2 separate regions of the Homo sapiens genome follow, and region 2 is linked to region 1. A link is a loop called in an ENCODE intact Hi-C map of the cell type or tissue named here. Cell type or tissue: transverse colon. All regions are shown on one strand. Each heading gives the region's core, and the rest is flanking DNA. Links, peaks and the distances in the headings are about the cores only. Region 1 has its middle 19 kb from the start of BIRC6. Region 2 has its middle 76 kb from the start of SRD5A2.

Region 1 (2,918 bases), core at 136-2,635:
TGGATACATGATTGGCTTACTTTTTTTTTTTTTGAGATGTAGTCTTGATCTGTCACCCAGACTGAAGTGCAGTGGCATGATCTCTGCTCACTGCAACCTACCTCCACCTCCCAGGTTCAAGCGATTCTCCTGCCTCAGCCTGTGAAGTAGCTGGAACTACAGGCACCTGCCACCATGCCCAGCTAATGTTTGTATTTTTAGTAGAGATGGGGTTTCACCATGTTGGCCAGGCTTATCTCGAACTCCCTACCTCAAGTGATCCATCTGCCTTGGTCTCCCAACGTGCTGGGATTACAAGCATGAGCCACTGTGCCCAGCTGATTCACTTACCTTTGATGCTTTCAGGCAATCAGAAGAAAAATCACCGGGCCACTTTGGAGTAAAAATAGACACCTTAATCAGAATCAGAAGCTATAGCTATGATAAGGGTAAACACAAGACTGCAGCCTGAGATTAAAAGACAAAATAATGGACTAAACAAACAAAAAACAGTGGTAACTAACTGAAAGTTCAATAAAATGCTTGGAAAGTTCATTTGCTTTCCTCCTTGCTTTCATATGCTACCTCATTTACATTTCTAATCACATTTTTGCAAACATTTATAGAGAATTTTTTATGACCCAGTCCCTGTGTTATGTACTTACTTTACTTTATTTTATTTATTTTTTTTTTTTGTAGAGACAGGGTCTTGCTTTGCTGCCCAGACTGGTCTCGAACTCCTGGCTACAAGTGATCCTCCTGCCTCGGCCTCCCAAAGTGCTAGGATGTCAGGCGTGAGTCACTACCCCTAGCCAGTTATGTATTTATTAAGCACCTACTATATAGTAGACACTGGGAATAGAGCAAAGGTGACAAGAAAAATAAAACAAAGAAATAAGCTCTCCTGAGGTTTACAATCAAGTGAGCAGACAGTTGTTAATCAAATCATCAGAAAAATAAACATGTGATTGCAAATGTGACAACTGTATGAGGAAAAACTTATAGTGCCGTGAAAAAGTTACAGGGACACTGCCTTAGAACAGAGTCACGCCAGGCTTTTCAACACAAGTGGAAGTCGAGCCAACATCTAAAACTTGAAAAGAAAATACCAGTTGAGGCCGGGTGCGGTGGCTCATGCCTGTAATCCCAGCACTTTGGGAGGCCAAGGCCGGCAGATCATTTGAGGTCAGGAGTTCGAGACCAGCCCGGCCAACATGGTGAAACCCCATCTCTACCAAAAATATTAAAAATTAGCCGAGTGTGGTGGCAGGTGCCTGTAATCCCAGCTACTTGGGAGGCTGAGGCAGGAGAATGGCTTGAACCCGGGAGTTGGACATTGCGGCAAGCCAGGATTATGCCACTCCAGCCTGGGCAACAGAGCAAGACTCTGTTTCAAAAAAAAAAAAAAAAAGGAAATACCAGTTGAAGAGGAAAGCATTTCGGGATATCTTGGAAAAGAGAATATCCTAGGCAGGGAATATTCTCTATGAAAGTCCTGGGCATTTGTTTGGCTTATTCCAGCTGGTGTAGCTGGAGTTCAGTAGGCAATGGGAAGAATGGCACAAGATGAGGTTCAGGAGGAGGGCAGGAGCCAGCTCATGTGGGAACTGAGAGGTGTGGGCCACTAGGGATTTTCAACTTTATATTAAGTGCAAAGGAAAGCCACTTAATAATAGAGTGACATCATCCGATTTGCCTTCAAAGAGCTTGCTCTGGCTGCTGGGCTAATAATAAATTTAAAGGCAGCAAGTAGGGCCAGGACTAGGGAGGGACGAGTAAGGTACTCACCTCAGATGCAAACTTTAAAGGGCTGTAAAAATATCCCATAATCCAGGTAAATTATATTTTAATGTGATATTTTATTTTTATTTTATTGTTTATTTATTTATTGTTTTGGAGATGGAGTCTTACTCTGTCGCCCAGGCTGGAGTGCAGTGGCATGATCTCGGCTCACTGCAACCTACGCTTTCTGGGTTCAAGAAATTCTCCTGCCTCAGCCTCCCGAGTAGCTGGGACTACAGGCACACGCTGCCACGCCCAGCTAATTTTTTTGTATTTTAGTAGAGACAGGGTTTCACTGTGTTACCCAGGCTGGTCTCGAACTCCTGAACTCAGGCAATCTGCCCGCCTCGGCCTCCTAAAGTACTAACATTACAGGCGTGAGCCACCCAGGCCCAGCCTACTTTTTATTTTTATTTTTGTTTTTATTTTTTATTTTTATTTATTTATTTTTTTGAGACAGAGTCTTGCTGTGTCGCCCAGGCTGGAGTGCAGTGGCACAATCTCAGCTCACTGCAAGCTCCGCTTCCCGGGTTCATGCCATTCTCCTGCCTCAGCCTCCCAAGTAGCTGGGACTACAGGTGCCTGCAACCATACCCGGCTAATTTTTTGTATTTTTAGTAGAGACAGGGTTTCACTGTGTTAGCCAGGATGGTCTCGATCTCCTGACCTCATGATCCACCCATCTCGGCCTCCCAAAGTGCTGGGATTACAGGTGTGAGCCACCACGCCTGGCATACTTTTTATTTTTATTTTATTTTTGAGACAGGGTCTCACTCTGTTGACCAGGCTGGAGTGCAATGGTGCAATCTCGGCTTATTGCAACCTCCGCCTCCCGGGTTCAAGCGATTCTCCTGCCTCAGCCTCCCACATAGCTGAGATTACAGGCGCCCACCACCGAGCCCGGCTAATTTTTGTATTTTTAGTAGAGATGGGGTTTCGCCATGTTGGACAGGCTGGTCTTGAACTCCTGACCTCAGGTGATCCGCCCACCTCAGTCTCCCAAAGTGCTGGGATTACAGGTGTGAGCCACCACACCCAGCCTATTTATTTTTTAAATAATAGAGACGGGGTTTCATCATTGGCCAGGCTGGTCTTGAACTCCTGACCTCAGGTGATCTGCCCACTTTGGCCTCCCAAAGTGCAGGCGTGAGCCGCTG
Region 2 (2,918 bases), core at 179-2,678, 680 kb after region 1:
GAATTGGCTGTGTATTCATCTGGCCTGAACTTTTTTTGGGTTGGTAGGCTTTTTGTTACTGATTCAATTTCAGAGCTCATTATTTTTTCTGTTCAGGATTTGTTTCTTCCTGGTTCAACCTTGGGAGATTGTATATTTCCAGGAATTTATCCATTTCTTCTAGGTTTTTTAGTTTGTGTGCATAGAGATGTTTGTAATAGTCTCTGAGGATTTTTTTTTTTTATTTCTGTGGGGTCAGTGGTAATGTCCCCTTTGCCATTTCAAGATTATGTTTATTTGGATCTTCTTTCTCCTTTTCTTTATCACTCTAGCTAGTGGTCGATCAATATTATTTATTCTTTCAAAGAATTAATTTTTGGTTTTGTATGGTTTTTTGGTCTCAATTCCCTTCAGGTCAGCTCTGATTTTAGTTATTTCTTTTCTTCTGCCAGCTTTGGGGTTGGTTTGCTCTTGTTTTTCTCATTCCTCTAGGTATAATGTTAGGTTATTAATTTGAGATCTTTCTAAGTTTTTGATGTGAGTGTTTAGTGCTATAAACTTTCCTCTTAACACTGCTTTAGCTGTGTCCCAGAAATTCTCATATGTTGTTTCTTTGTTTTCATTTGCTTCAAAGAATTTTTTGATTTCTGCCTTAATTGTTTACCCAAAGGTCATTCAGTACCAGGTTGTTTAATTTCTATGTTGTGTGGTTTTATCTTCCCAAATTCTTCTACAGAAGCTGGTTCTCTGAGGCTAGTACTTCTAGACCTACAAACTTTCAAGTACTTTCTCCATAGTCAGGGTTTTGTTTCCAGCCTGTGTTCGGTATTTTTTTGTATTTACTGTTCTACTTTTTTCTTCTAGAGATGATTTTTGTTTGTATTTCTTCTAAGTTCTCTCCTTCCTTTTCTTCTTTTTCATGATGACTTTTTATTTCCTTCCCACCCCCACACACTCTTCACACCCACAGGATTGTGGTTGTGGCAGAGGCTGTTGGTAGAAACTGTGTTGGAATTTGATCCTTTATTTTTCCTGAAAGCCTAGTTTATTTCTCTACTTGAGTTTTTTTTACATTTAACTCTTCAATCAATTTGTAATGGTAAAGTAAGAATTTATCACTAATTTTTTCCTTAAATAGCCAATTTTTCAAAACCATGACATGTCATAATATGATTAGTTTTTTATTATTCGGGTTGTGGTAGTTGCTTTATTAAATACTAGGGTCTAGTTCAAGAGAATCTATTGGCTGAACATGGTAGCTCACACCTGTACTCACAATGCTTTGGGAGCCTGAGGAAGGAGAATTGCTTGAAGGCAGAAGTTAGAGGATGTAGTGAGCTACGATTGTGCCACTGCACTCCACTTGGGAAACAGACTGTCTCAAAAACAAAATAAAACAAACAAAGAGAGTACCTATTATAAATCATTAAATTCAAATATCAGTACCATAATGTATTACAATCCTTTCAAATATAAACTTTTAATTTTAGATGTATGGAAAAATTCTGAAGATAGTCTAGAAGGATTTCTCATACCCCACACCCAGTTTTCCCTATTATTAACACCTAATATTATCATGGGACGCACATTTGTGTGCACACAAAAAAAAGAACCAATATTGACAGGTTGTTATTAACTAAAACACACATTTCATTTAGATTTCCTTATTTTCAAATGAATGTCTGTGTTGTGTTTCAGGATCCTAGCTAGGATACTATACCATATTTAGTTGTCCTGTCTCATCAGGATCCTCCTGGTTTGTATTTACTTTTTTTTGTGATAGTTTCTCAGATTTACTTTGTTTTCAACGACATTGAAGGTTTTGAGAAGTATTATTCAGATATTTTGTGAAATGTTTTTGAATTTGGATCTGTTTTTCCCCCATGATTATACTGGGGCTATGGATTCTTAGAGAAGGAATAAAATATAGGTTAAGTGTCATTTTCAACACATTGTATGAGGGGTACATACTATCAATATGACCACCTTAGTCTGTTCATGCTATTGTCCCAAAATACCTGAGTCTAGGTAATTTATAAGCAACAGAAATGTGTTTCTCAAAGTTCTCGAGGCTGAGAAGTCCCAGATCAAGGTGACTGTAGGTTCAGTGTCTGGTGGGGCCTTAGTCTCTCTGCTTCCAAGATGTTGCCTTGTTACTGTGTCTTCCTGAGGGATGAATGGTGTGTTCTCATATAGCAGAATGGTGGAAGGGCAAAAGGGGCATCAGCTATTTTCCCCCAACGTATTTTTTTAATTAGGCACTAATCCATTTATGAGGGCAGAGCCCTTGTTACTTAGTCAATTCTCAAAGGTCCCACTTCTTAATTTCACCACAAGGGGATTCAGTTTCAACATGAATATTGAAAGTAAATAGAGGGAAAACATGTCCAACAAGTGGATTCTGAGGCATTTTTAAAGTCTAGAGGTCAAGAAACTGAAAAGGGATGATCAAAGGAGGTTGAGTAGAATGGCCAATAAGGTAGAAGGAAACCATGGGAATGTGATGTGTTGAGAGCCAAGTAAAGAAGGAAAGCATTAATGAATCAAACCATTCATCTTCTCTGCTCCATCCCCAGTATGCAAAACTATGCTAGAAGGAATGGCATTGCTTGTGTCCAACAGATTCACGATCTCCAAAAATAACTTTCACTACTATTCACTGTTGTGGCTCTTCTAAACCTTCACCCTTCTTGATTCCCTCTCCTTCAAGATGATTTGTCTTCTGCTTCACAGAGAGAACTGATATAATCAGGCTTTAACTTCCCCGACTTACCAGTTTTGTACCTCTGTCTATATGTGCATCTACTTTCACCTTCCTCTCTCAGCGTCAGAGGATGGGTGGACTATTTTCTGTTTAAGATGTGTCCCCTCACAGCCAGCATTTTTGTTTAAGTCCCACAGTCCCCTGTTGAAAATTGCTTATTAGTTTTCTTTATCTT

Evidence for each region. Hi-C counts contacts between places; a loop is a spot of excess contacts. Peaks named below come from ENCODE experiments on the same cell type or tissue, not always from the same donor. Only the 100,000 strongest peaks of a DNase experiment are listed, where the experiment ranks them.
Region 2: it touches region 1 in a loop (24-fold over the local background); 1 of 110 quality-filtered maps calls a loop at or near these places.

Annotation. Positions count from the first base shown.
Region 1 is chr2:32,336,105-32,339,022 of GRCh38, reverse strand. No RefSeq gene overlaps it. Among named protein-coding and RNA genes, the nearest start is that of BIRC6, 19 kb to the left of the region's middle. In transverse colon, for the core only: no CTCF peak of the experiment used is centred there; no DNase peak of the experiment used is centred there; H3K27ac peaks cover 476 bases.
Region 2 is chr2:31,655,861-31,658,778 of GRCh38, reverse strand. It overlaps a transcript of SRD5A2 not described here. Among named protein-coding and RNA genes, the nearest start is that of SRD5A2, 76 kb to the right of the region's middle. In transverse colon, for the core only: no CTCF peak of the experiment used is centred there; no DNase peak of the experiment used is centred there.